Regions from separate parts of the Homo sapiens genome. Here region 2 is linked to region 1. Evidence: read pairs that join two places in POLR2A ChIA-PET (ENCODE). Cell type or tissue: GM12878. All regions are shown on one strand. Links, peaks and the distances in the headings refer to the core of each region. The heading gives the core; the rest is flanking DNA.

What was found. Peaks named below come from ENCODE experiments on the same cell type or tissue, not always from the same donor. Only the 100,000 strongest peaks of a DNase experiment are listed, where the experiment ranks them.
Region 2: POLR2A ChIA-PET joins it to region 1 with 10 read pairs; 5 of 35 experiments call an interaction of 5 or more read pairs at or near these places.

Annotation. Positions count from the first base shown.
Region 1 is chr3:23,212,492-23,228,533 of GRCh38, reverse strand. It overlaps UBE2E2 (ubiquitin conjugating enzyme E2 E2), which reads right to left. Exons shown (of 6, transcript NM_152653.4): 3 at 11,222-11,272. Among named protein-coding and RNA genes, the nearest start is that of UBE2E2, 17 kb to the right of the region's middle. In GM12878, for the core only: no CTCF peak of the experiment used is centred there; a DNase peak (open chromatin) is centred at 9,117; H3K4me3 peaks cover 680 bases; H3K27ac peaks cover 2,462 bases.
Region 2 is chr3:23,892,413-23,908,454 of GRCh38, reverse strand. NKIRAS1 (NFKB inhibitor interacting Ras like 1) reads left to right here. Exons shown (of 5, transcript NM_020345.4): 4 at 7,406-7,647; 5 at 15,118-16,042. The coding sequence ends at 15,360. Among named protein-coding and RNA genes, the nearest start is that of NKIRAS1, 17 kb to the left of the region's middle. In GM12878, for the core only: no CTCF peak of the experiment used is centred there; no DNase peak of the experiment used is centred there.

The DNA of each region.
Region 1 (16,042 bases), core at 5,210-13,209:
ACCGTAAAGAAATTTGGATACATGAAAGAATACAGTTTCAGGATATCTTAAAAGATAAAAGGGGTATGGGAATTAAAATATTACATGTTGGAGAGTAATATGACACTTCCTATCTCTAAAGTGCTTAGTTAATAAATCTGAAATAATAACTAGATATAAAGCTGGGCAAACTCAATAATAAAATGTTCTGTTGCTATTATAAAATACAGTCCCAGTGTGACCATTTAATATATATTTTTCAGACACATTATTTTATCGTTTTTAAAGCAGTAAAGAATTTAAAAAAAATTCAAAGACCAGAAATAATGGGCACTAAACTCACTTTACCATTCAACATTTTCTTTTATTAGCAAATAAATATTTTTAAAGCTATGATTAAAGGCAGACTTAAAACAATAACATTTTGAAATAACAAAGCAAAGAATTTTTCTCATGGTGATTTTATTGAGACAGTTGTCTTCCCTTAATACAGTTTTGAAGTACAGGTACATGACAGCAAACTATTATACATAAAGTTCCCCATTTGAAATAACAAGCAGCCAGCCTTTTAAAGCCCTATATTGGTTGTACCTCAGGTGAAAAGACAGCCTCAAGGTAAAGGCAAAAAGAAAACATACTCTTGGCAGTAATGAAGGAGCTCATCTTAAAAATTATAAAAGGAAGTACAGAAATGAGAATATAAACAAGCTTGAAACTCTTGAAATTCTGAACTGCCAATGGAACATAAGGCAAGACCATGCTCCCTCACTCCCTCTCACACAGTACACATAGCCCAACTCTGCAGCTATCCCACCTGCAGGTGCTATTCCATTCTTGTTAACTGTTCTAGTCACTTAGTACACGCATTTCCAATGTTATTTAAAGTTTTTTGTCTTCAAAAAGTCTATCCAAAACCACTCAACACTGTAGCAACTGAGTCAAGAACTCACAGGATTGAATTAAAAATATTCCTCAATTACCTGTTTTAGATAAAGGAAAAAGAGATGGATACAAATAATTCAGTACCCTAAATAAATAACATAGGTCCTCAATGTATATTTAAATTTTATCATGTTAATAACTCCTCTTAAAAACTATGCCAGCATTTTGCTAACCAATACACATTCACATAAACTTTCAGTTATTCACATTGTACGTTTACCAATAATATGCCTCCCTCGAAAAGACTCTGAGCTGGCTGACAAAAATATATGTAGTATGAAAGTACAAATGAAGATATGGATATAAAAGAGGGAAAAGGGTAGAAAAATCAAATACAACCAGAGAGTTGAGGTTTCTACACAAAATGCAATTAATTACTAAAACTGAGGAGCAAATAAGGCTATGAGTTTCCAGGCAGCCAAACTAAATAAAGAGGGATGTATTATCAATTTTAAGATCCGTAGAGGCCATAGAGACAAATCCACTTCTGCCAATAGTATCACCATTCTAGTCTACAAATATCACACTCTTTAAAGTCATCCTCGACATCATTAATTTTGTCTCTCAAAACCACACCATCAACAAGGTGGGCCAGTTCAAAAACGTCTCCCATTTCCACTGCCTTTTTTTTTTTTTTTTTGGTCTTCATGGTATCACATCACCAGGTCTTATATAACTTGAACCTGTATTCATGCAACACTTTTCTTACTGGATTCCCAAACTCTTTATATCTTTCTCCACTCCATATTACAAATTAATTTCTATGACACAATTTTTTTAAATCAAAACTTCAATTTCACTCTCTTTTACTCAGTATTTAAACCTCAAACTACAGCAACTGGTAATTTTAACACCCTTCCTAGAAAGTCCTAACAAATCTTACCTCCCACATGGGAAGGAGGGCCAACCTGTTAAACTCACTGTCCCAAGAATAACTATACTAAATTCTCCCCTTTTATGTTTCTGCTCTCATTCATTCTCTTACGTAAAGCCATCCCTATTTCCTTTTACCTTTCCAAATCCCACCCATTCTTCAAAGCCAAGTTCACATCCCTCCTTAAAGATGTTTTCCTGGCCGGGCGCAGTGGCTCACACCTGTAATTCCAACACTTTGGGAGGCTCAGGCAACCTTGAACAAGTTACTTAATGTTAGGAGTTTCAGAAAGTGGTTGAAAAGACTAAATGACATCACATACAGAAATCCTTCAAAAGTTAAAAACTGCTGTACAAATATTACAATAAGCAGAGAAGAAAAATAATTAGTGACAATAATTAGATTTTGCATTGGTTGTTCTTTGTAGAGATCACGCATACAGACATTGTTTCTAATTTCTGTCTCAATACCTTCCTATTCTATAATTTCAAAAAATAACCCCCACACACACTTTCCCTACATACCATTTTAGTTACTATGATGTGGAAAATACACTTTTCGGCCAGGCGCAGTGGCTCACACCTGTAAACCCAGCACTTTAGGAGGCCAAGGAGGGCAGATCACTTGGGATCAGGAGTTCGAGACCAGTCTGGCCAACATGGTGAAACCCGTCTCTACTAAAAGTACAAACATTAGCCATGCATGGTGGCATGCGCCTGTAGTTCCAGCTACTCAGAAGGCTCAGGCAAGAGAATTGCTTGAACCTGGGAGGCGGAGGTTGCAGTGGGCTGGTATGGTGCCACTGCACTCCAGTCTGGGCAACAGAGCAAGACTCTGTCTCAAAAACAAAAACAAAAAAAAAAAACACTTTCTTCTATAAAATGGCTCCCATGAGTAGTAAAATGACACAGTAGTTAGGTTTATGTCCAGTCACAGCCTCTTCCCATTTCCACTGGGAATGCCTTACCTAATGAGTTAAGACAATGAAAAAAGTAAACCAGTTAGAATACTTACACTTTCTGATTTAAAACTCAGTAAAACTATAGTAATAAAGACAGTATGTTACTGACATAAGAACAGACATACAGACCAATGGAACCAAATTGAGAATTCAGCAATAAATCTTCACATTTATGATCCACTGATTTCCAACAAGGGTATCAAGACAATTCAGTGTAAAAAATAGTCTTTTCAACGAATGGTGCTGGGACACTGGGTCTACACAAGCCAAAAGGAATGAAATTGGACTCTAATCTCATACCACATACAAAAATTAACTGAAAAAGGATCAGAAACCAAAATGTAAAAGCTAAAACTGTAAAATTCTTAGGAAAAAATACAGATGTAAATCTTCGTGGTCTTGGATTAGGCAATGGTTTCTAAGATATGACACCAAATGCACAAACAACAAAAGAAAAAACAGATATTTAGACTTCACAAAAAGCAAAAACTTCTATGTTTCAAAGGTCATTATCAAGAAAGTAAAAAAAAAAAAATCCACAGAATGGAGGAAGATAGTTGCAAATTATATATCTGATGTACAGGACTTATATCCAAAATGTATTTTGAAAAAACTCTTACAATTCAACAATAAAACGACAAGTCATTAAAAAATGGAGCAGGATTTGAACTAACATTTCTCCAAAGAAGATAAACAAATGGACAATAAGCACATGAAAAGATGCTCATCCATCATCCATCAGAATAATGCAAATCAATACCACAACAAAATACCACTTCATATCTACTAGGATAGCTATCATTAAAAAAAAAAAAAGGACAACATCAAGTGCTGCCAAAGTTGTGGAGAAAAACTGGGCCCTCATACACTGCTGGCAGGAAACACAGACTTACTATATAACCCAGCAATTCCACTGCTAGGTACATATCTAAGAGAAATGAAAACAAATGTCTACCCAAAAACCTGTACATAAATGTTCATAACAGCATTATTCATAGTAGCAAAAAAGTGGAAACAATATAAATATCCATCAATTGATGAGAAGAAAAATAAAATGTGGTATATCCATAAAAATGGAAGTTTATTTGGTAACAAGTAGGAACAAAGGCCAGAGCAATTAGGCAAGAGAAAAGAAATAAAGGGCATCCAAACTGTAAAGGAAAAAGTCAAATCAGCCTTGTTCCCAGATTACGTGATGTTAAAACCTAAAGACTCTACCAAAAAAAAAAAGCTGTTAGAACTGTCAAGAAATTCAGCAAAGTTGTAGAATGCAAAATCAACACACAAAAATCAGTGGCATTTATATATGTCAACAGCAAATAACCTGAAAAAAATCAAGAAAGCAATCCTATTTACAATAGCTACAAAAATTATAAAATGCCTAGGAATCAATCTAACAAAAGAAGTGAAAGACTCATACAAAGAAAACTATAAAACTGATGAAATAAATAGGACACCAAAAAAATGGAAAGGTATTCTATGTTCATGGATTAGAAGAACTATAACAATATTTTTAAATGACAAGACTACCCAAAGCAATTTACAGATTCAATACAATCCTTATCAAAATACCAATAACATTCTTCACAGAAATAGTAAAAAAAAAAAAAAAAAAAAAAAACCTAAAATTTACATGGAACCACAAGACTATGAATAGCCAAAGCAATCCTGAGCAAAAAGAATGAAGCTGGAGGCATCACACTACCTGACTTCAAAATTTATTACAAAGCTATAGTAATCAAAACAGCATGGTACTGGCATAAAAACAGACACATGGATCAGTGAAACAGATGAGAGAACTCAGGTATAAATCCACGCATTTACAGCCACCTTATCTTTGACAAAGGCATCAATAACACGCAATGGGAAAAGGAGAGTCTTTTCAATAAATGGTGCTGGGAAAACTGGATAACTATATATGAAGAATGAAACTAAACCCCTATCTCTCACCATACACAAAAAAAATCAAACCAAAATGGATTAAAGACTTGAATCTAAGACCTGAAACACTACAGCACAATGGTCTGGGCAAAGATTTCTTGTGTAAGATCTCAAAAGCACAGGCAACCAAAGCAAAAATATACAACTGGGATTACATCAACCTAAAAAGCTTCTGCACAGCAAAGGAAACAATCAACAAAGTGAAGAGACAACACACAGAATGGGAGAAAATATTTGCAAACTATCTATCTGACAAGGGACAAGGGATTAGTAACCAGAATATGTAAAGAGTTCAAACAACTTGACAGCAAATATATATATATAATCCAATTTAAAACAGGCAAAAGGGCCAAGCGCAGCTCACGCCTGTAATACTAGCACTTTGGGAGGCCAAGGCAGGAGGATCACTTGAGGTCAGGAGTTTGAGACCAGCCCGGCCAACACGGTAAAACCCCATCTCTACTCAAAATACAAAAATTAGCCAAGTGTGGTGGTGCATGCCTCTAATCCCAGTTATTCAGGAGGCTGAGGCAGAAGAATCACTTGAACCTGGGAGGCAGTGGTTGCAGTGAGCCAAGATCATGCCACTGCACTCCAGCCTGGGTGACACAGTGAGTCTCCATCTCAAAAAAAAAAAAAAAATACAAAAATCAGCTGAGCATGGTGGCATGTACCTGTAGTCTCAGCTACTCAGGAGGCTGAAGCAGGAGAATCACTTGAACCCAGGAGGCAGAGGTTACAGTGAGCAGAGATCACGCCACTGCACTCCAGCCTGAGTGACAGAGAGAGACAACTCAAAAAAAAAAAAAAAGGGGGGGGGGGCAAAAGATGTAAACAGACATTTCTCAAAAGAAGACATGCAAATGGCCAAAGGGTACATTAAAAAATGCTCAACATTGCTACAATGCAATATCTCACTGAGGTTAAAAAGGCTTAGATCAAACAGACGGCAATAGCGGATGCTGGCAAGGATGCGGAGAAAGGGGAAGGCTCGTACACTGTTGTTGGGATGTAAATTAGTACAGCCACTATGGAGAACAGTACAAAGGTTACTTACAAAACTAAAAACAGAACTTCCATATGATCCAGCAATTCCTATACTGGGTATATATATTTATATATTAGTCCATTTTCACGCTGCCCATAAAGACATACCTGAGACTGGGCAATTTACAAAAAGACGTTTAATGGACTCATGGTTCCACCTGGCTTGAGAGGCCTCACAATTATGGTGAAGGTGAAAGGTACGCATCACATGGTGGCAGACAAGAGAAGAATGAGAGCCAAGTAAAAGGGGTTTCCCCTTATAAAACCATCAGATCTCGTGAGACTTATTCATTACCACAAGAACAGTATGGGGGATACCACCCCCATGATTCAATTATCTCCCGCCAGTCCCTCCCACAACACGTGGGAATTATGGGAGCTACAATTCAAGATGAGATTTGGGTGGGGACATTGCCAAAGCATATCAGTATATATCAAAAAGAAAGGAGATTAATGTATCAAAGAGATATCTGCACCTCCATGTTTACCCAAGTACCATTCACAATAGCTAAAATATGGAACCAACCTGAGTGCCCATTAACAAATGAATGAATAAAGAAAATGTGGTATATACACACAATGGAATATTTAATTCAACCATAAAAAAGAATGAAATCCTGTCATGTGCAGCAACATGGATGGAACCACAGGCAAGGTTAAGTGAAATAAGCCCAGCAGAGAATGACAAATGTCACATGTTCTCACTCTTACATGAGAGCTAAAAATGTAGATCTCAAAAATAGAGAGTAGACTGGTAGTTACCAGAGGCCAGGAAGGGGAGTGGGGGGATCAAGAGGAAAAAAAGAATATAAATATATAAATGTATATTCACTGAACTTTACACTAAAAATGGTAAAGATGGTAAATCATGTATGTATATTTTACCTCAATTAAAAATATTTTTAAAAAAGAAATACTTGGGTAATCAAGTTCAAGACCAGCCTGGCCAACACGGTGAAACCCCGTCTCTACTAAAAATACAAAAATTAGCCAGGCATGGTGGCGCACGCCTGTAATTCCAGCTACTCGGGAAGCTGACCCAGGAGAATCGCTTGAATCCAGGAGGTGGAGCTTGCAGGGAGCCAAGATCACGCCATTGCACTCTAGTTTGGGCGACAAGAGCGAAACTCCGTCTCAGAAAAAAAAAAGAAGTACTAACGCATGCAGCAACATGGATGAACCTTGAAAATATTACACTTTGTAAAAAAAATTTTAAAAGCCAGACACAAAAAGCACACAAGATTTCATTTATACAAAATGTCCAGATAAGGCAAATCTATAGAAACAGAAAGTAGACTAATTGCTGCCGAGGGCTGGTGGTGAAAGAGCTGGGGGAAAATGGGGAAGGAGTGACTGCTAAAAGGCATGGATTATTTTTTGGGAGGTATCAAAATATTGCAAAACAGACTGTGATGATTACAAAACTCCGAGACTATACTAAAAACCTAAAAGTATAAGTGAATTTTACACTTTATATCTCAATAAAGCTGTTATCAAATAAAAGACAAAATTAAAAAGCAGCGCCAGTGTTCCATGAGCAGATTCTTGAAACACATAGAAATAGAAGTGTAAACTGCTAGTATAACTACATCCTCTTTTTTGGTTTACTTCCTCCTTTTACTTGTTCAATTACTAGACCAAAAATCAAAATCCAAATAAATCATTTTACCTTAGTCTTTTCTTCCAAAAAGTAATAAGGATTCTCTGTCATTCCCCTGCTCGTAAACCTAATACAAACTTTAGCAGTAGCAGATCATAATAGCATTTGAACAAGTTAGCTTCTCTGTGATACAGAGGAGCAAGTTATCCTTTGGATGATGACGATTTTAATTTTAATTTTTATCTGGAGATTTGCTGGCCCACTAGCTGCCAGTTCTCCACTAGCACCGAGGAAGTATAAATGAACACACTGACATGCACAGATCTAAGATCTTGCTTTTAACAATTTGTGAAGAACTGTGAAAGTTACAACCTGTAGTCATTTATAAGGGGCAGTGAATCTACCTGTTAGAGGTCTGTAAGGATAAAGCATCAATTTGACCCACTCTATCCATCTAAGCTGGTGTGCAAGGCACCAAGGTAACGAGCAATTCTAACCAACTGCCCAGCACCTCTAACTCAGCAGTAGTATGAAAACATTTATTGATCAGTGGATCTGTGAAGGCCTCAGGATAGAACCCTTGCAAATGTCATGGGTCAGTTATGTTAGCCAACATGACAGTTAAGGCCAAGAAAAATATATTCCACTACTTATAGGAAATACTCTAAGCATATACCAAATTTCACTCAAATGAAGTGTAATTTTCTATGCCTATGGCCCTACAGACGCTACGATTTTATGAGCAGAAATTTTTTCTTAGCTATAAAGTTTTGTTTTAAAATATTTACCCATTAAACTGTGAGTAATGTTTTTAAAAAGGATGACATATTTAACCCAACTTCAAAAATAAAACTATCTTACTGCATTTTTACTTCAAAGACAACAATAAAGTGAGAAAAAACTGAAATATGTAGAGGCAAATATCTCCTACATGAAATAATTCAATCTATTAAATCATTTGTAGGTGTTCTTTAAAATAATATTTGTTTATTCAAAACCTGAAAAAAAATTAACCAATACTATATTAGAATAACTTCCTCTAAAAATGCCTTACATAAAACTTTATCTACACTGAATGCTGTGATTCGGGGTGACTTGATAGTCTCAACTTCTTTAAATAACAGATTTGCACAACGCTTAAACACATACAGTTCCTTCAATATGATTCCAAAAGAAGCTTAACTAGATATCACCTAAGAGATGCACCAAAATTCAGAGGTTCCATCTAACCTGACAAACACACAGTATTGGGTTGTCTGTTAAGGTTCCCGAAAATAGGATAAACCACACTCAAAGTGGAATGTGACACACACCCACCCCTACCCAGACAACCAGTAGAAAAAATCGTTCTCCACTCTCTGACTAAACAGGTAAAACCCACAGATGTTCCCTCACATATAATCTTTACATGTGATAGCAGACTAACAACTACCCAGGGAACCAAAAGGCAGGGTTTTGAGAGGCATGTGTGATAGGAGAGGTAATCCACAAAGGGAGCAGAGTAAGGGGATGCTTTCTTCTGAAATGAGATATGACTTAACTGATTAAGTAAAGGACTCTGACTTCTATTAGGCAGATAACTTTAATTTGCTCTATTTTGATAAATTAATCCATTACAGTCATTAGGCCAATGCAGGCAGTGCAGAACTTGTAAAAATCAACCACAAAAGCACTGTTAACTTTGACCAAAAATAAGCCAAACTAACACTGCAATCTAATCTCTTTCTGAAGATGGTAACCACATTTTCACCGAAATACAGATGGGCAGATTAACTACAAACCACAACCAAATATTTGACACCAAACAGTCCAAAGACCACAGTGATGCACTTAATAAGCACACCAAACATCCATATTAAGTAACACAAGCACACTGATAAGTGTTGATTAACCAGTTTTACATTTTCTATCAGCTACAGCACAGAGGACCCTTTGCTTGCCAAAGGGAGTGCCATACGAAGGTAAATAACCTTTCTCTCTGCCTGACCCAGTCCAAGCAACTGTTTTAGAATCAATAAAAGGAGCCAAAGCCACTGCACTGCAGACCTAGCTTCTAAAGCAAACTTATCAGCTATCCAATCCTCAGCCCACAAGTGAGAATTTCCTTACAAATTCCCAAGTCAGAAAATTAACTAAAGTAGATATCTTCCCTGAAACTGTTTGAAGGGCTTATTATGTGTGACTTCTACATTTAAAAATTAAAACCTGTAATACACATTTTGCTCTATTTATGAAGAGCTTACATATGAACTAGTAATGATGTCACTAAGGCTCAAAGACAAAGTAAACCTCCAAATTTCAGATGACACTATAGTTAAACGTTTCTTTTACTTTTAATAGAACTATGGTTCAATTATTTGTTTATTTAAATAATAACCTTTATATAGTTCCTTTCCCCATTTATCTAATAGCAAAATTGCAGTCTACATCACATGATACTGTATGTGGATTTCATTTATTAAAAATGAGCCTTAAACAAACTTATTAAAACAAAGTTGTTTATTTTGCCGGTGATTGGGGTTGTCAAAATTTAAGCAAAGAAGTGTATAAAGTTCACTTATTTATCAGTTCAATTGTTCATAAAAAAGGTTACAAAAATAATATATGTAATATATTAATAATATGGGTTTTTTAAAGATTCAGACCATTAAAACAAATATTATCCTAAGAAACAAAGGATGTTAGGTTTAATTCAAACTGGGGTTTTTCCACAAATCCATCCACTTATAATCATTGACCACCAAAAGCTAAACAATGATCTGCCATCTGAAACGGCTTTGATGTAATACAGTCCTAAGAGTGACAAAAAGTCTTAGGTTAAACGGTTTTACCTAACAAAGAAATATTTGTTCTATTTGAGTGAAACATTCTTTGAATATTATTACTGTAAGTTTATAAACTGTACATGATTCATTTGAAGAACCATATTAGATTCACCACAAAGTAAGTCCTATTAGAATTTTTCCTACACAAAATTGTTATCTTTGTTTTTACATAAAAGTAAGATCAGTAAACTCAGAAATCATACCAAGCAATAAATTCTACCTGCGTTCAACGTTGGGAAAATTTTTATTTAATCGGCCCTCTCACCTTCAATGCATAAGATTATCATTTTAAACCAGAAAAACTCCAGGTTGGCCTGGTTCCAATGCTGATCTCATCTCAAAACAGAAATAAGTGTCTTAAAAATAACCAAACAGCCATCTTCTAACTACTGCACCAGACCCAAAGCAGCAGCATAAGGTAAGAGGTTATTTTTCTCCTCTTTGTCCATGTATCTTTATAACATTAACCATTTCCAGGTAAGCACTTTTCTTTCCTAAAAGTAAACACTGACCAGAAAATTCGAGGTCATGATCATAAAGGGAGAGAGAGTTTTACATTTAACATCATTGCCTCAAATCACCCATTCTTACCTAGTCACAACCAATGACGACAAGAAATAATGTAAACCATGAAGAAACACTGTTTAATGTGTCTGCATTTTTAAAAATCAAATTCCAACAAGATAACAATACAACATAGCACATATTTTAGCCATGCTATTATTCTATCATTAAAAAAACCACTTAAGGCCCTAACACCTCTTCCACTAAAATGTCATAGTGTATTTGTTACCCTATAATTTCATTGTCTTACTGTTATTGCATTACACTACTTTTGGCAACTCCGTTCAACCACTACAAACATACTTGCTGAACATTCCATTTCTGCACAGAGATGACAAAAACCATTGTCTTCCACAGTCACTTAAGTTCAAACAACAATGATGTTTTTACTAATTAATCAGACTACAACAACAGCTGCATATAAAACCAACAGTTCAAATGCACCTTCTGCAAAAGATACAAGTAAATAAAAAACCATGAGTACTTACCTACAGTTGGGAGGAGGGTCCAATGTGATTTCTGCAAGTTCCTTCTGAATTCTTTAAAATAAAGACAAAGAACATTATGTTAAAAATATCTTCACTCTTAACAATTTATTTCATTAAAACGTTACATTTTAATAACATTTCCCTTTGGTATATTAGTTTGAAATACTAATACTGTATAAAGAATCACATCCAACAAACAATAAAGTTGCAATTTCTGCCAGGGTTTTGAGGATGCATCTAAAGGATGAGACTACCAGTGCATGCAACCTGTGGAAGGAACACTACGACTTCACTGAACCACTGACAGCACTAATTAAAATTTCTAAAGCTGGAAATTTCTGCCACACCATTCATGGGTCATTTTAACTTCTGTTTTGTATTAGAGCATTCCCATACAGGATGGAAAGCTGATATTAAGTTAAATCCAAGCATCATGACTGATAGAATCAAATGATTCGGGATCTCATTCCAACACCTGAAACTGCCATCAAGATGCATATGGTATTCCTTCCTGGAGCCTCTAATTTGGACCAGGTTGGGACTTTGAAGTTTAACACTATTTCATCGGCTAGAACTACCCTAATATTACATGAGCAATTAATGTCATTGCATGAGCTTCATGCAAAAAAAAAAATTTAAGCCTGCTCTATCCTCATGTGTTACATTCTACTTTTATTTTTAACAGCATCTAACATCCTATGTACATACAAAAAGGCTGAAAGTGCGCCACTGTTTTCTAAGACTATACTTGGCAATCCCTTAACTATCATTCATACCTTATTAAATGTAGGCTTTGTTAAATCAAATACCAAAAAATTCTCAAAACCGTTTCTTCTCCTTTGCCTTGGTTCTTAAATATGGGGTTATTAATAGCTGGATGCCTGTTGTCTGGTAATTACTGTGACAGTATATCAATAATAACTGATTAAAGTATCTTTAAAAACCAAAACAAGAATTTGAGCAAAAATATTTAAACTCAAACAATTTCATTCTACTTCTTTTTCAAGACAACAAACTACTAGAATAAATGGGATCCCTCCAATAGAATTGGTATCAACTTCCCGAAGGAACTGCATGCTACTAATATAATTGTGACTTCTCTAAACCACGTGATTCAAGGTTGGCGAGGCATTATGAATCAGAGCACGGCTAAGAAATTCAAAGTCAAAAAAATGTCATTGTAATTCTGCTAGGCCATTAAATTGAGTCCCTGAGCAAGAATACTGCTCACACATGCTTGCTCTCTCTCCCTGTGCCTCAGTTTTCCGTCCTGTAAAATAGAAGTTAACTAGAACAAACTCCGTGATCTCTTTTAACACACTGTAACTTCCTTCTAATATGGATTCTGTGAAGTATTTATATGCATACAAAGTACATATTGCCCATATTTAAATGACAGAAGTCTCAAAGATTTGATATAGGAGAAGATATTTTATGGATTTCACACAAAAGTATACAACAGACACTTCAAAACTCAGTGGCTAAGTCCAGGTTAAAGATGGCCAACTAGGCACACACACTTTCACCTCTCACTCATTCAGGACCCCACTGGGTGGGTAGGGGACATACAGAAAATGCAAAAAGGAATAAACAGCAAAGAGAAGGGTGGTGGTCACCAATGAGTGAGAAATTTCAATATATTTCTGCGAGACAAAACAAATGGGTGTAAATCAAACAGGTTGAGACAGGCAAGAGGGGGCTGCAGAGTGTATACCAATAAAACAGACTACTAAAGGGGCATAGGGGGAAGTAATCAGAAATCCCAGAAGGAAAAAAAGCTGCATAAGAAAATCACAGATGAAATATGAAGCAAACTAAAATGTAAAATAACTTTAATTAAGTATCAGACATTGGGGGTGAGGTGGGGAGAGAAAGATTTGATCTATTGTGCCTCAATGCTATGACTCATTGAGAAGCCCAGAGATCATGACACTGGCCTTGTAGTTAATCTAATCGTAATATGCTGTTTGGTCTGGCATTGAATATTTAGTTATAATAAATGTATAATTTATTGGCCTTTTACTTACAGACAAAGCATAGAAGATTGGTTGTTAGTTGCACTGTACAAAGTAAATGTTATTAACTTTGAAGATGTAAAATTAAGTGTAGCTAATATAAACCAGCTAAAAGTGGATGGAGAAGATATTATCCCCAATTTACAAAGTAGAGAATAAAAAACATGTTATTCATAGGAATAAGAAACAGAAGTTTAAATATATATTTTTAGACTATAAAGGCAACCAATAATCTTTTTAAAAAAATTTTAACTATCATTAACTGGGAGGAAGGAAAAGAAAGGAAGAATAGGTAAGCAAACTAAATCCTCATATTTCAGAGCAGGGAATCAAAAGATATTACTTCAATTAACAATTCAATGAGAAATAAGTGTATTATTAAGAGTTGTACAGAAAACCAACAGAAGGAGTAAGACTAAAGACAGCTAAACAGTCTGCTTCAAGGGAATGGAATTGGGAGAACTAGGGGCAGGGGGTGGATAAAAAAACTGTTACTTTCCATTAAAAAAAAATCTATGTACTGTTTACTTTGTTATCAGAAACATGAACAACTTTTAAAAATTGTTTTTAAACTAAGAGAACCAAAAGAATAGGCATTCTAAAAAGCATGCTTAAACTGTCAAAGAAAACTATTTTTAACATAAAAAAACTTCTTTGCAATTTTCAAACAACACATCTTGCTTTATATTTATACTGCCCTTTAGGTTTAAAAAAAAAACAAAAAAAAAACTCATAAATCCTGGGCCAGGCTCAGTATTGGTGGCTATGGCTGTAATCCCTGAGCTTTGGGAGGCAGACGCAGGAGGATCACTTGAGGCCAGAAATTCGAGACCAACCTGCACAACACAGTGAGACTCCTCTACAAAAAATTCAGGAAACTGTTGGTCATAGCGGTGTGTGCTTATAGTCCCAGTTACTCAGGAGGCCAAGGCAGGAGGATCACTTGAGCCCAGGAATTTGAGGCCACAGTGATCTATGATCATACCACATACTCCAGCCTGTGCAAGAGTAAGACCCTGTCTCTAAGGGAAAAAAAACTGATAAATCATAATTTTCTGTCATATAATTCTATATAAAATTTGAACTCCAGATCCCTATAATTCTAGGTCTATATTATTCAATACAAAAAGCAATTTACTGATGAATTCAAGAAGTCTGAGCAGTGAGTCAATAATATTATATTTTGAGCTACTGTTACCTAAAATGGTTGTATGTCTCTTGACAGAAAAGATTATACTAAGAATTGCTATTTAAACGGTTGTAAGATGTCCTGCTGTTTTGAATGACAGCAATTCAATTCTATCTCAAAAGTTGTGATTATGGTATGTATTAAGTTTCTCAGCCTTGACAAGTGGGATAAGAAAGGTACCTATTTCAGGCACTGTCTCTTAGGGTGAGGAAAAATGAAAAGTATCAATAATTCACACTTACAGTCTACCTTTCCCATGATGATCTTTTACCGTTAAAAGTGATTAGGTAAATCTCACAGAATTCTCTAAGTATCTGTTTTATCAGTCCCCATTTAAAAGGCAAGGAAAACTAAGGCTAATTATTTTACGCTGGTAAGGTGAAAGATGGAGAACTATTATCTTGCTAAGTCAAACAAGAAGACTTCCCTCATCAGAACTTTTAAGACAAAATTATTTTACACAAAAATCACCTGAACAATCACCTAAATTTCCAATTTTCATAAGGCAGTGCCACCTCTTAGGTTAGTATGATACAGAAGTCAGCAACTGCCCATTGTTCCTGAGACAAGTCAAGGAGCAATACACAATTAAATTTCAATGTATATTACTCCACCTTATACCTTAACCGTTCCAGGAATGAATGATAAGACTACAATAAGAATGCTGTGTGGGACTGTTATTTGCTTTAAAAAAAATAGCAGAGGAGGGGAATCATAACAATCATGATTCACTCAGACTTAAATGAAGAATATGGTACCAAAATTATACAGAACAGAGAAGATACGAAACACTCATTTTAACATCAATATATTGGGCTAAGGGTTCAGAAAAATGAAGCAGTGTATATGTACTAACATGTTTAAAACACACACATACATTTCTTGAGTTAAAGAAAATTCAAAAATTTACTGAGAGCCAAGTAGAACATGAATGTGTGGATACGCAGATTCGCAAAGTAATTTCTTAGCAGGAATTTTTTTAAAACCCTTCATCTCATCTAGACAACTTTCTATATTCCCTTACAGACTACATTCCTCAGTCAACCTAAAAACCCCTACTCTAATCAATTGAATCACCTAGCGAAAACCTTCCAAAATGAACTTATTCTCAAAAAAGCATCATGCAACTAATTATTAAAATTTTTTAAATGTCAAAGCAATCTTTAGAAAACACATTGCCATTGCAAATAAGAAGTCTAGAGTTTCATTCTAAATGGTGGTATATACTATATATCTATGATTCTGAAAGATCATTGATTTTAAGACACACCATCAATAATTGTGCACATAAATTTTAAGATGTGTCCCAATTTCAGAAACATTAAAAAGTTTTAAAATGTACTTTTAGAATGAAGAAAATACAGTAATTACAAAAGATTATCTACAAAAGTACTATTTCATTCTCATGTGGAAAACAAACTTAGACGAGCCCATATGATAAAAGTTCAAACTGGAATACAGTGGAATCAATCTTTCAACCTAACAAAAATTTAGTCTGAAACCAAAAACCATACCTCGAACAGTATCATATTGAATGTCCAAAAATAAAATCACCATGTCCACTCTAAACAGTTAATTTAGAATAAATATGATATAAAATTCACATTTACAGATGTA
Region 2 (16,042 bases), core at 2,716-10,715, 680 kb before region 1:
AATATATGAAGAAAATCCAGCCGCACACAGATATGTAGTTGGAAAAGGTAGGAGGAATACTTTAATAGCCTTTTCAGGTAATTATGGGTATTTTTCTTTGGTATTTCACTAAAACTTAACAAGTGATGGTTACTTAAAGGTTATTGCAGTGTAGAATCTGAAATCATATTCGTGAACTTTTTTACTCTGCTAAATTAAAATCTCATTGATTGATCCTGCATTTTAAATGGATCTTTTTACCCAAGCAGAGTTTTTTAGCATCGTGAATTGGTCATTTTGGAAATTTTGGTTCGCTAAGGAAGTCTTCCATATCACTTTTGTTAATATCTGATGAAATACCAATTTCATCAGTATTGGGAATCTGTCAAGTTCATGATGATGGATACAATTCTGATTTTTGCCTGAAAGCTCAAATTTTATTGACAACAAATACTGTTACCATAGTTACTTTCCTTGAAATGATAGGCTTCCTTTATTACTTTTTGAGAAAATGTTTGTCAAATATTGTAAATACATAGTTTTTCTGTCATTTCTTCTTTTTAAAAATGATGGCTAGTTCAGCTTGCAATTTAAAACACACAAGAGATTTTCCTCAAGACAGTTACCATAATTGCATGCAGAAATGCTTTATGTATAGTTTCCATTTAATTCCATAGAATATTGAAAAGATATATACTCAAGGCTTGAGATTTAATAAAATTAGTCATTTTTATTGCTTCATTAAGGACATTCTTAAGTAAAACTGGCTTTTTAATTTTTTAACTGCAAGCACAGGATGGTGAAGAGAGGATCTAATGGCAACTATACGTTTAGTGCCACTGACTCGATTTGCACTAAGGTACCGGCAGTTTTACCCACCACTGCTTTTGCAACATCAGTACAAATATCAACACAGTGGAAAATGCAAATGGCTTTGGTAGTAGTATGAATATAGTTTTGCCCATGTGGGTCCCCTGAAAGGAGACCTCATGAGATCTGCAGACCACAGTTGGAGAGCTGCTGGCATATATAAATACAGTACAATTGACCCTTCAACAGTGCACGGGTTAGGGGTGCCAACACCGCCCCCCCATCAGTTGACAACCAAATTTTTGTCCCCCCAGAAACTTAACTACTCATAGCTTACTGTTGACCAGAAGCCTTAAACCTGATAACATAAACAGTTAATTGCCATGTCTTATATGTTGTGTGTATTATATACTGTACTCTTACAATAAAGTAAGCTAGAGATAAGAAAATGTTATTAAAATCATAAGGAAGAAGCCGGGTGTGGTGGCTCACGCCTGTAATCCCAGCACTTTGGGAGGCCGAGGCAGGCGGATCACTTGAAGTCAGGAGTTCAAGACCAGCATGGCCAACATGGCGAAACCCCATCTCTACTAAAAATATAAAAATTAGCTGGGCATGGTGGCACGTGCCTGTAATCTCAGCTATCTAGGAGGCTGAGTCATGAGAATCTCTTGAACCCGGGAGGCAGAGTTTATCGTGAGCCAAGATCACGCCACTGCACTCCAGCCTGGGCAACAGAGCGAGACTGTATCAAAACAAAACAAAACAAAACAAAAACCTGCTTTAAAAAATAAAGGTTATTTTAAAATGTATAAGAGGTTACCATTATTTAAATTTGAAAAGAAGAATGTAAGTGAAAAATAGCCACTGCAAAGGATATAAGACACTCTCTTTGATGATAATGCCTATAAAATAAAATCTGTGTCTCCCAGACTGGAGTATAGTGATGCCATCTCACCTCACTGCAGCCTCCACCTCCTGGGTTCAAGTGATTCTCCATCTCAAAAAAAAAAAAAAAATCATAAGGAAGAAAAAATATATTTACTATTTATTAACTGGAAGTGGTTCATCGTAAAGGTCTTCATCCTCATTGTTTTTATGTGGAGTAGACTGAGGAGAAGGAGGAGGGATTGGTCTTGCTGTGTCAGGTGGCAGAGGAGAAAGAAAATCTACATGTAAGACATGTGAAGTTCAAATCTGTGTTGTTTAAGGGTCAGTGGTATTCTCAGCAGAGCAGTATAGTATACTGTGATTCTTTTTTTTGTTTTGTTTTCATGGAAGCCAACATGTATTTGTCATTTCTTTAGTTTTGTTTATACCTTTTGCTAGTTCTTTCCACATAGTCCAGATGTTTCTCAGTTCTGCATGAGGTCAGCTCCATCAGATAATCTATTTTTTTTCTTGGCTGTGTCCTTTCAGGAGCTCTGTGTCCTCTTATCTACTGTGCCACCATCATCATGGAACTTCCCCTTTGTTTCTCCCTTTGGTTTTTTTTTTTTTTTTTTTTGAGACGGAGTCTCGCTCTGTCACCCAGGGTGGAGTGCAGTGGCACGATCTCGGCTCACTGCAACCTCCACCTCCTAGGTTCAAGTGATTCTCCTGCCTCAGCCTCCCAAGTAGCTGGGATTACGGTCATGCGCCATCATGCCTGGCTAATTTTTGTGTTTTTAGTAGAGACAGGGTTTCACCATGTTGCTCCAGCTGGTCTTGAACTCCTGGCCTCAAGCAATCTGCCTGCCTCAGCCTCCCAAAATGTTGGGATTATAGGCATGAGCCACTGCACCCGGCCTCTCCCTGGTTTTGATTTCCTGTTTCCTAGATCTCTTGTCTTCTTTTCTTCTTTTGGCTTATACCTTTTTTTTTTTTTTTTGGAGCACATTTTCCAGTACTTTTCTGGGGTTGAAAAGGTTGTACAGTAGAACAGAACATCCAGTGATGATGGCCTTCAACATGCCCTCTACCTGGGACGTAGTCGTGACCCTGGGGCTTCCGAATTGAGATATTTACTAATTGTGCTTGTGATTTCCTTTACTTCATATCTGTGTTAGGTTCTGTTTCTTCCTGTTTCTATGATTACATATTAGTTTTTATGGAGGGTCTCCTCAAATAGTTTTCTGAGAAAATATACGTGATACATTTTCTGAGGCTTTGCATGTTTGAAACTGTCTTTATTTTACACTAACATTTGAATTGTAATTTTGATGGGTATGGAACTCTAGGTCAAAAATAATATACTTTCGGAATTTTGAAAGCATTGCATATATGGTTTAATAATTATAAGACAAACCTTCACATAATCTCCACATGGATCAAAAAGTACAACATTGAGGACAGGCCAGTGGCTCCCTGTGTTCCTCTGTCCAGTTGCAACTCATTCCTTCCCTTGACTTTTGGTTAATCATTCTTTTTATTTTTAATTGCCACATATGTGTGTCACTAAATGGTCTAGTTTATTTTTTGCCCTATGGATTTTCTATGAATTAAATTAATCCATGTCTGGCTTCTTTTACTCAACATTATATTTGTAAGACACATCAGGCCAGGCATGGTGGCTCACCACTGGAATCCCAGCACTTTGGGAGGCCGAGGTGGGAAGATCACTTGAGCCCCAGAGTTTGAGATCAGCCTGGGCAACATCAGGAGACCCCATCTCTATTTAGAAAAAAAAATAAAAGATTCATCCATTTTGCCGTAGCTGTGGTTGTTTACTTTTCATTGATGTAACATTCTATTGCATGAAACTACCTCTGTCTGTTAGGTCTTCATGAACATTTGGGTTATTTTCCAGTTTGGAGCTATTGGAAATAATGCTACTCTGGAACATTATTGTACATGTATCCTGGCTATTATGTGATAAATTCTGGTATACATATCTAGAAATTGCTGATTCATAGAAGGTGTGTCTCTTTAACTTTATCAGCTTCTATTGTCTTCTTGCTTCTAGTGCTACTTTTGAGAATCTGGGAACCATTATGATTCTTGATGCTTTGTCTGTGGAAACTTTTTTAGGCTCTCTTCTTTGTTCTTAGTTGCTGTGGTTTGAAGGATAGTGTCTCCTCCAAAATTCATGTTGAAACTTAATCTCCAATGTAACAGTATTAAGCACTGTGGCCTATAAGAGGTGATTAAATCATGAGGGCTCCACCCTTCACCTTCATGAGGACTAATCCCTCATGAAAGATTAGCATCCTTATAAAAGGGCTTGAGGTTGAAGGGAGTGCTCTCTTGCCCTTCTGTCTCTCCCACCATGTGAGGACACAGCATTTGACCCCTCCCAAGGATGCAGCAACAAGGCTCCATCTTGCAGTAGGGACTGTGCCATAACAACACACCAGACCTACTGGCACCTTGATCTTGGACTTCCCAGCCTCCAGAACTGTGAGAAAGAAATTTTCTATTTATAAATTACCCAGTCTGTGGTATTTTGTTATAGAAGCACAAATGGACTAAGACACCAGTGTTCTGAAATTTCAGTGATGCGTCATAGAATTGATCTTTTCTTTTCTTTCTTTTTCTTTTTTTACTCGGGTTGGAGTGCAGTGGCACGATCTCAGCTCACTGCAGCCTCCGCATCCTGAGTTCAGGCAATTCTCCCACTTCAGCCTCCCAAGTAGCTGCAATTACAGGTGCGCACCACCGTGCCCAGCTAATTTTTGTATTTTTAGTAGAGATGGGGTTTCACCATGTTGGCTAGGCTGGTCTTGAACTCCTGACCTCAGGTGATCCGCCCACCTTGGCCTCCCAAAGTGCTGGTATTACAGGTGTGAGCCCCCGAGCCTGGCCAGTCTGTTTTCATTTACTGTATTGGACACTTAGAGGGCCCCTTCTATATGGAAATGCATGTTCTTCAGTTTTGAATTATTTTGTTATTGCTTTCTTTCCTCTGTGTTCTCTGTCCTTGTTTTCTGGAACTCTCTTTTTGGATGCTGGACCTTCTGGACTAGTCCTTGAATTTTCTTATTGCCCCTTTCCTGTTTATCATCTCTCAATATTTTTGTACCACTTTTTGGTAGATATTCTTATCTTTATTTTCCAGCCCTTCTATTGAGTTTTTGTTAGTATCCTGTTCTTATTTCATGGATGTACTATCTTATTTTTTTGATAGATTAGGTAGTTTTTTGTTTGTTTGTTTTTGTTTTCTTTTCTTTGTATAGTTGGTTTCTCTGTAGCGGTCTCTTCTTGTTGGTCTCTATTTTCTTCAGGTGTCTGCTAAACCTTGGTTATCTGTTCATAATTAAAAATGGACCCCTAGGCCCAGTGCAGTGGCTCATGCCTGTAATCCTAGCACTTTGGGAGGCAGAAGCAGGCAGATTGCTTGAGCTCAGGAGTTCAAGACCAGCCTGGGCAACATGGTGAAACCCCATCTATACAAAAAAATACAAGAATTAGTGGGGCTTGGTGGTATGTACCTGTAGTCCCAGCTACTTGAAGGGCTGAGGTGGGAGGATCGCTTGAGCCCAGGAGGTTGAGGCTGCAATGAGCTGAGATTGTCCCACTGAACTTCAGCCCAGATGACAAAGTGAGACCCTGTCTCAAAAATAAATAAATACAACTTAAAAAGCCAATTGGAAGCTCTAAGCATATGGATAGGGTTCATGACTTAGAGCTTCACTAAAGTGATCTGGCAGGGGCATTTATTGGGGAAACCTAGATGTCAGTATATTTAGGATTTTTTCCTTTTCCGTTGGCCAGATTCTCCAGATTCCCCTGGATGGGGATAAAGAGCTGGCTGCCAGTGTTTTGGGAGCAGAAAGGGAAAGCCGGAGGACTTCAACATTCAGTATGTGTGTGTGCGCAGGCATGTCACTTAATTGCCCTGTTTTCATGGTGGAACTCATTCCCTTTATCCCACAGTCTAGACAGCCTCTATTTTATACTCCCCAGAGATTGCACCCTTAAGCCTTCCCCTGGTGTGCGAGATGGGTAGTTGCCCAGCAGCGTGGAGTGGGAGAGGAAATCTAGAGAACTAGTGGAAGACTCTTGACTTCATTTGATCTTTAGAGTACCAAAATATCAAAAGGTCTAAACTTTAGACCCCCTTTTGGAGAGGCAGGTGGAGGTGGGCTAACCGGACTGGCTTTTGGTGGATAAAAAAATCACATGACAAAATGCTTGGTAGTTTTTGCTTTTAAATTAATTTGTAATCAAAGCCCAATACGTTTGTGTCTTAATAGATAACCTTTAATTTCCTTAGGGCTTAATTTATGACAGGATGACACAGACAGGTATATACATAATCAGATTTATGAATAATTTTACCTTTCTAAACACTGAATACATTCCTTATGAGTTATGTTGATGAAAGTAAATTTTTGGTTTCTCAATGATCCAATCTATGTATTACCATGTGATTATTCCTTTTAATCTAATACTTGTGGAGATTTTATGTAATCTAATACTTAACGGACATTTCATGTAAGGCATCTGGAACAAATCATTCTACAGTATTTAGGTTGTTTAGGAAAACTGTAACTAGTTTAAAAAAAACTATAACATAGTATGATTGGGGGGGGTATAGGATGTTATCCATGTGATTTTACCTCTGGATGTATCTCACATTCATTTATTTTTATTTTTTTATTATTATTTTTTGAGACGGAGTCTTGCTCTGTCATCCAAGCTGGAGTGCAGTGGCATGATCTCGGCTCACTGCAACCTCTGCCTCCCAGGTTCAAGCAATTCTCCCTGCCTCAACCTCCTGAGTAGCTGGGATAACAGGTGCCCGCCACCACACCCAGCGAATTTTTGTATTTTTAGTTGAGATGGGGTTTGGCCATGTTGGCCAGGCTGTTCTTGAACTCCTGACCTCAGGTGATCTGCCCACCTAGGCCTCCCAAAGTGCTGGGATTATAGGCGTGAGCCACCGTGCCTGGCCTCATATTTAAATATGGAGGTGGTTACTGGGACTATACCTTACCTGTCTTATCACATGTCTCTCCACTACTTATTAAAATTAAGAATGTTAATCTTCTCCCTTTAATTCCTTTATCAGTAAGGGCTTATTGAATATTTGCTGTGTACACAGAATGGTTCCTTTCACTTAATAAACTTAGAGACTAGTTGAAGAGATAAAACTTGCACAAATGAAACAAAGTGGTAAAATGCATTTTTAAAAGATCATAAACAAGAAGGGGATTTTTATTTTTATGCAGAAGAAATATTTTTTAAAAGAATTTTGTTTACGCCAGGTGCAGTGCCTCACACCCGTAATCCCAGCACTTTAGAGGCCAAAGTGGGTAGATTGCTTGAGCCCAGGAGTTCGAGACCAGCCTGGGCCACGTGGTGAAACCCTGTCTCTACAAAAAGTACAAGAATTCACTGGGCATGATGGCACCTGTAGTCCCAGCTGGGAGGGACTACTTGGGAGGCTGAGGTGGGAGGATCCCTTGAGCCCAGGTGGCGGAGGTTGTAGTGAGCTGAGATCGAGCCACTGCACTTCAGCCTGGGCAACAGAACAGGACCCTGTTTCAAAAAAAAAAAAAAAAAGTAAAATAGAAATGTGATTATTATATGTGGTAAATAAGAAACCTAGAAAGCCAATTTCTAAAGGACAAGAAAATACGGAGCAGTTGACACTGACTTAGCCAAAAAGAGTAATTTGTTTTCTTAATCCCAGGAATGGAAGATTGCGAAACAATGGAAGATGTATACATGGCTTCAGTAGAAACAGACCGAGGAGTAAAAGAACAGTTACATCTTTATGACACCAGAGGTCTACAGGAAGGCGTGGAGCTGCCAAAGCATTATTTTTCATTTGCTGATGGCTTCGTTCTTGTGTACAGTGTGAATAACCTTGAATCCTTTCAAAGAGTGGAGCTTCTGAAGAAAGAAATCGATAAGTTCAAAGACAAAAAAGAGGCAAGTGGATATGTTAAAAATGCCAAATGTGAATTATAATACCATTTAAATTATAGCACAGACTTTTGGGTAGTTTATTTTCAGATCATTACAGTATATTCTTAGTATCTGTAAAACCTTTACAATTTTTTTCTTTTCTTTTTCTTTTTCTTTTTTTTTTTTTTTTGAGACGGAGTCTCGCTCTGTCTCCCAGGCAAGAGTTGAAAGTGCAATGATGCGATCTTGGCTCACTGCAACCTCCGCCTCCCGGGTACAAGCGATTCTCCTGCCTCAGCCTCCCAAGTAGCTGGGAATACAGGAGTGTGCCACTATGCCCGGCTAATTTTTATATTTTTAGTGGAGACAGGGTATTACCGCGTTGGCCAGGCTGGTCTTGAACTCCTAACCTCAAGTGCTTTGCCGGCCTTGGCCTCCCAAAGTGCTGGGATTACACGTGTGAGCCGCTCTGCCTGGCCTAGAATTTTTTTCTTAACCCAAGAAATACAGGTCTGACTGAATTTAGTTAGGACCAGAATTTGACTTTCTGCCTTTTGCTTGTTACCATCTACAAGTTGAATTTTAATGACTTCTTATCTCAAGTACTACATAATTCATTTTATGTTCTTTGGTATTGCTGTTTCCTTGGGTTTTTGTTTTTGTTTTTTTTGAGACTGAGTCTCTCTCTTTCACCCAGGCTGGAGTGCAGTGGCACGATCTTGGCTCACTGCAACCTCCAACTCCCAGGTTCAAGGGATTCTGCTGCCTCAGCCTCCTGAGTAGCTGGGACTACAGGCGTGTGCTACCAGGCCCAGTAATTTTTTGTATTTTTAGTAGAAACAGGGTTTCACCGTGTTAGCCAGGATGGTCTCGATCTCCTGACTTTGTGATCCGCCTGCTTCGGCCTCCCAAAGTGCTGAGATTACAGGCATGAGCCACCATGCCTGCCCTCCTTGGGCTTTTTATTATCTCCTTGGGTACATAGGATTCTTGTCTTCAGGCTTACCAAAAAAAGAAACCTAATAATTATTGGATTCTACCCATATACCACTTAAACATAAGATTCATATGCCTTACAGTGGTCTGTAAAGATTTAGATTACCTGGCCCATGCCTGTCCTTTTCATCTCATCTTTATTATCTGCCTGTCTCTCACTATACTCCAGTGACACCAGTCTACTTTCTGTTTTTTCAACATGATAGTTTTGTTTTCCTATTAAGCTTTCTCAATTGCTTGTTTCCCTGTCTGGAACTCTCTTATCTCAAATCTTTCTCCAGATCTTCACGTGGCGGACTCTTCATTGTCTAGGAAACCAGATAATATACTGATTAACAGTACTGGCTAGATGGTAGAAAAAAAACAAAAAACAAAACAAACAGCAACAACAAAAAGTACTGGCTAGATGTTCTTAACTTAGATTTTTGCATATTTTTTGTTAAGCTTTTTATTTTGAGACAATTATAGAGTCACATGCAGTTTTAAGAAGTAACAGAGAGAGATCCCTTACCCAGTTTGCCCCAGTGGTACCATCTTCAAAACTCTAGTACATCATAACCACCGTATTTGTGTTGATTCAGTCAAGACACAGAACGTTTCCATCACCACAAAGATCCTTCATGTTACTCTTTTATAGCTGCCCCACTTCCCTCCCATCTTCACCCCCACCTTAACCCTTGGTAACCACTCATCTGATCTCCATTTTTATAATTGTGTCATTTCAAGATTGTTATATAAATCAGTGGTCCCCAGTCTTTTTGGCACCAGGGACCGGTTTTGTGGATGACAATTTTTCCACAGATGGAGATGGGGTGGTTTGGGGATGAAGCTGTTCCACCTCAGATCATCAGGCATTAGATTCTCAAAAAGAGCATGCAACCTAGATCCCTCACATGTGCAGTTCACAATTTGATTCTCCAGCTCCTGTGAGAACCTCATGCCACTGATGTGACAGGAGGCGGAGCTCAGGTGGTAATGCTTGCTTGCTCCCTGCTCACCTCCTGTTGTGTGGCCCGGTTCCTAACAGGCCCTGGACTGGTACCAGCGCATGACCTAGGGGTTGGGGACCCCTGATATAAAAGAAATCATACAGGCCAGGTGCAGTGATTCACACCTGTAATCCCAGCATTTTGGGAGGCCGAGGTGGGCAGATCACGAGGTCAGGAGTTCGAGTCCAGCTTGACCAACATGGTGGAACCCCGTCTCTACTAAAAAAATACAAAAATTAGCCTGGCGTGGTAGCACACGCCTGTAATCCCAGCTACTCAGGAGGCCGAGGCAGGAGAATCGCTTGAAACCCGGGAGGCAGAGGTTGCAGTGAGCTGAGATCATGCCATTGCACTCCAGCCTGGGTGACAGAGCAAGACTCTGTCTCGGAAAAAAAAAAAAAAAATCATACAATATGTAATCTTTTGGGATTGGCTTTTTTTACTCACATATCCTCTGGAGATTCATCCAAGTCACTGCATGGATCAGTAGTTCATTTCTTTTTCTTGGTGAGTAGTATTCCATGGTACGTACCAAACTCTTTTTAACCATTTATCTGTTGTAGGACATCTGGGTTATTGATATTTTATTTAGAATACTAATTTACTTTATGAATAGATAACATATTCACAAGGTTTTGAAAAGATGTAAGAAGTCATGAAAGCTCCTCTCCCCCGTATTTCCCATCTTTCCCACCGAAACAGGCAAATGCTGTAATTATTTACTTGGGTATCCTCCAGAGACCCCTCTCTGCCCCACAAAAGTTGAAAGGTCAATGAACACTCACGTACTAGATACTTAAATCTTGGCTTTGCTTCTCAGCTTTTCTGCTTCAGTTTCCTTATCTGTAAAAGGAGAATAATAGTAACTTCCTCATATGCTTCTTCAATCCCCATAATCGTATTAATTCCGTGAATGCTTATTTAGCAACTACTATGTGCCAGGCATTGTTCTAGGTACAGGGAATGTGGTAGAGAACAAAACAGTCCATATCCCAATAAAGCTTCTATTTTGGGAGTGAGAGAGACAGTAAATAAATATATTTAATACATTACAATGAGTGATGCTATGTGGAAAAGCAGAATGGGGAATGAGGGTGCTATTTTCTGTAGGGTGACTTTAGCAGATATTTGAAGGAGGTAAGGAGGGAGGGAACAAAGCTGATGTCTGGAAGGAAGAGTGCTCCAGGTGGAGGGAATAGCTAGTACCGAGGATCTGAGGTCGGAATTTGCTTGCCATGTTCAGGAATCGGCAGTGAAGCCAGAGTGGGCTAGGAGGTGTGTTGTAGGTGATGGGGGCACTTTGCCTTTCACTTTTAGTGAGATCAGAAAGCACTGGTTTGGGGCAAAGGAATGACATGATATGGCTTAAGTTGCATTTATTTATTTTCATGTTTGGTTTTAAAAAATTGAATAAGTAATGTTTGCACATGGTTCAAAAATGACAATCATATGTAAAAAGGACTGTGTTCAGTCTGGTTCCCACAGCTGTCCTCAACCACCAAGATCCTGTACATTAAGCATGCTTTTTAAAATATTTTACCCCTTTATTAGTTTTGGGGCAGTCATCCAGAGTTTCTTTATATAAATGCAAGCAAATAGGAGTATACATTAAAAATATTTTTCCTCCTTTTTTTTTTTCCCTATTTCAGACAGGGTCTTGCTCTGTTGCCCAGACTTGAGAGCTATGGCATGATTGCAGCCTAAAACTCCCAGGCTCCAGTGACCTCCTGCCTCAGTCTCCTGAGTAGCTGGGACTACAGGAGTACATCACCATGCTTGCCTAATTTTTATTTTTATTTTTTTGCAAAGACAAGGTCTTGCTCTGTTGCCCAGGCTGGTCTCCCAACTCCTGGCTTCAAGTGATCCTCCTGCCTCGGCCTCCCAAAGTGCTGGGATTATGAGTGTGAGCCACCGTGTGCCTAGCCTTTTTTCCCTTTCTCACACCAGGTGGCATACTATCCTGTACCTTCTGTTTTTCATGTAACATATCTTGGAGTTGTTTCCATATCAGTACCCAGATTTTTTTTTTTTTTAATTGTAGAGACAGGTGTTGTTATGTTGTTCAGGCTAGTCTTGAACTCCTGGTCTCAAACAGTCCTCCTTCCTCAGCCTCCCACACTGTTGGGATTACAGGTGTGAGCCACCACACCCATCCACCCACCCCTGTTTTTTTTTCTTGGTAACTAATGTATAATATTCATCCTGTGGCTATAGATGTATCATCCTTGTTTTTTTTGAGATGGAGTCTTGCTATTGCCCACGCTAGAGTGCAGTGGCATGATCTCAGCCCACAGCAACCTCCGCCTCCCAGGTTCAAGCGATTTTCCTGCCTCAGCCTCCCGAGTAGCTGGGATTACAGGCGTTCACCACCACACCTGGCTAATTTTTGTATTTTTAGACGACAGGGTTTCACCATGTTGGACAGGCTGGTCTCAAACTACTGACCTCAGGTGATCCACCCACCTGGGCCTCCCAAAGTGCTGGGATTACAGGCATTAGCCACCATGCCCGGCCGTTTGTTTTATTTAGATAAGATTGTGTTTGTATGCTAATGGGAGAAAATTGATGATGAGGGGACTAAGTGCTGGAGTGACACCCTTGTCCGGGTGAAGGAGGATGGGTTTTAAGGCAGAGCAAATGGGCTTGGAAGATGGTAGGTTGTTAGATGTGGTGGCGGAAGAATGTGGAAGTTTTTTTTTTTTTTTTTTTTTTGAGATGGAGTCTTGCTCCATCTCCCAGGCTGGAGTGCAGTGGCATGATCTCGGCTCACTGCAAGCTCTGCCTCTCGGGTTCATGCCATTCTCCTGCCTCAGCCTCCCAAGTAGCTGGGACTACAGGCGCCCGCCACCATGCCCGGCTATTTTTTTTGTATTTTTAGTAGAGATAGGGTTTCACCGTGTTAGCCAGGATGGTCTCAATCTCCTGACCTCATGATCCACCCACCTCCACCTCCCAAAGTACGGGATTACAGGTGTGAGTCACCGTGCCTGGCTGAAATTCTCTTCTAATTGCGTATCTTACTGAAACAATATGGTCATCAGGTGAAAGGAAAGTGGGGAAGGAAGAGGAGATACTGGAACTTGTAGAAGGGCACCAAAGGTATGCGATATCTCATTACAGAGTAAATGGAGAAAATGTAATACATTTGCCGGAGAACATCAGTTCATTTGAGATCAGTGGTATGATCTGGGCCAGCAGGGTTGTATGTTTTTCTCCAGCCATATTCAGCTAAATGGTGTAGGCACAGAGTCTGGTTAATAGTTAAATTTAACAAGGGAGGGGTTTTGCCGGGTGAATATGGTGGGATAATGGGGGCAAGGGAGTGAATAAAAATAATCTAAGCTGGGTAGGGAGGAATTAAGGACATGAGTGGGGTGGAAGGACAATGATAAAGGTAGTAGAGCCAGTAGGTTGTACGTCCTTGTGGTGTTTGGAATTCTTGCAATGGGGGCATTAGGCATGACTGGGAAGGCAGGAGTCAGAGTGGGATGCCTGGAACTGAGATCATAGAGAGCAGTTACAATGTCAAGGTCTAGGCTGGATGTGGTAGTTCACGCCTGTAATCCCAGCACTTTGCGGAGCTGAGGCAGGAGGATTGCTTGAAGCAAGGAGTTTGAGACCAGCTCCAGCAATAAAGTAAGACCCCATCTCTAAAAATTAAAAAAATAGCTGGGCAGGCTGAGGAGGAGGATCACGATCGCTTGAGCCCAGAAGATCAAGGCTGCAACCAGCTATGATCAAGCCATTGCACTCCATCCTGGGTGACACAGAGAGACCCTGTCTCTTTAAAAAAAACAAACAAAACAAGGTCTAGGATATGACCACGGGAGTGGTGAATGGCTGAGGTAAGGATGATGAGACCATTGGAGAAGTCAAAGAATAAGAGACCAGGTTACTGGAAGCAGCATCTACGTGGCCAGTGAAATCACTAAGAATTATGACCAGAGTAACGGCGAGAGCAGGTTGACCATGAGTCAGCTCTGTGATGAGGAGCAGTTGGGGGGCCGGCCTGGGATTAGTAGGTACAACAGACTGATAGCATCAGCTTTCTGCAGGGGTTTTAGAGAAGGACACCATTGGAGGTAGCACTGAGGGACAAGGAGGACATCTTACCCCAACCTTGTGGTAGTGGTAGGAGGGGAGTGATAGAGGAAGCAGGACTGCAAGGCAACTAGGAAAGGTGAAGGAACATTCAAAGCAGAGGTGGAGGACGCAGAGGTGGAGGATGCAGTGGGGGTTAGTCTTGCTGAATTCTAAGGGGTAAAGTGAACGAGTTTCTGCAGTTGGGAGGAGAGGGAGATGGAGGTCACAGTAGGGGGAGATACATGAAGATGAAACCCTGGGTGATGAAGAATGACAGGAGGGCTTGAAAGATGAGATAGAGTATGTGATTCCCCTAGAAAACTGGAGCTCTGGCCCACTTTCATCCTGCCAGCAAGGCATGGCCTTACTGGAGCACAGGGAGCTCAAGCTCAATGTACAGACAGGAAGGAAGACAGTAGTGGTTCCAAGATCTGATGAGTTCACTGCTGCTCCTCAGAGAGGCCTTTGACAGTTCTTGCTGCCCATTGTCTACTGTCACATCGTCTTGTGTAATCTTTACGGGCACTATCTGAAAATCTGGTTTGGGGTCTCTTCTCCTCCCCGAGCTTTGACTGCTGTATTCTGTCACGCGCAGTGTCTGGTGTATAGTAAGCATTCGTGTAAAATGTTCCTATTGGCACATACTTTTTTTGTTTTTGGCCCATACATTTAACAGACACTTAGCAGTCACCTTTTTAGTATTGTGAATAATGTGAACACAACAATTCCTGTTCTCATGGATACAGAACTCCCACAGCTCCAGCTGTCTTGTTTTGAAGTACTATGTTGCAAATCTCTCATACATCAAGTGTAGCCAAACTGAAATGCAGACTCATTGAAACCAGTCTGTATCCTAGATGCCAATTTCCCAAGTCCATCTTCCATTCATACCTGAGCTAATTTTTTTTTTTTTACAGTTAGCAAACTACAGAGCATCTGCATTTTTTTTTTTTTTTTTTTTTTTTGAGATGGAGTCTTGCACAGTCACCCAGGCTGGAGTGCAGTGGCGCCATCTCGGCTTACTGCACCCTCTCTGCCTCCCGGGTTCCAGCGATTCTCCTGCCGCAGCCTCCCAAGTACAGGCGCACACCACTACGCCTGGCTAATTTTTTTATTTTCAGTAGAGATGGGGTTTCACCGTGTTGGCCAGGGTGGTCTTGAACTCCTGACCTCAAGAGATCCACGAGCCTCGGCCTCCCAAAGTGCTGGGAATATAGGCATGAGCCAGCACGCCCGGCCGAGCATCTCCATTTTTAACAAAAATGCATTAAGGAGTAAGGTGAAATCCTAATATCCAGTCACACTTGAGAATCAGTTTAATGAAGCAGGTTTGTTAAGTGGAACAATTTTCCTTATGTCTCCATTTTGCCCAGGAACTGATGTTGGCAAAGTACTAGTATGATCTTTTCAATCCGTTTTCTTTCAGGTAGCAATTGTGGTATTAGGAAACAAAATCGACCTTTCTGAGCAGAGACAAGTGGACGCTGAAGTGGCACAGCAGTGGGCAAAAAGTGAGAAAGTAAGACTGTGGGAGGTGACTGTTACAGATCGGAAAACTCTGATTGAACCATTCACTTTATTAGCCAGTAAACTTTCTCAACCCCAGAGCAAATCAAGCTTTCCTTTGCCTGGGAGGAAAAACAAAGGGAACTCTAATTCTGAGAACTAAAAATCAGTAATTTCCACAATTGTATGTTGAATAGTGATTGCCTTTAAGTGTCTGTGAACATGGAGTAATATTACTATTTAAAATAGGCCATTTGTATCTACCTTTGGTCCTTAGGAAAATTCCTAAGGAAGTCAATTAATGCACTTTAGATGTTAAAAGTATTTGGGCTAAGGTTATTATTGCCTGATATGAAATAATATATTCTTATTCTCATTGTTTGAAACCTGTCTTTGAAATTAGCACCTTTGTTATTTATGTTGTACTTGTGAAAACAGTAAAATAGTTTGGATAGTTATGCAAATGCACCTATGTGTAACTTCCCCCCAACCCCAAGCTGTTTCGGAAGATATCATAATCATTCTGTGTAACATTATGCAAACTTCTAAGCCCAAACATGACTTTGTTTTTAAAAAGTTCATTAATCTAATGTCTAGGATTATAAAACATTTTTTTGTGTCTAAATTGGACCCAAAACATTGAACAGTTTGGGGTAGTAAGCTAAATTTCATCTTGTGGAGATTTTGCTAAACAGACTAAGACCCATGATTTAGCTTTGCTCAAATTAGAATGTTTAGCATGAGTTGAGGTACCAGGTAGTGTTAAGTAGGTTCATCACGCTCTAAGGCCGTTTTTTCCTTAGCCAGACCCCTGTTGATAGACCAGATACTTGAGGGCAAACTGT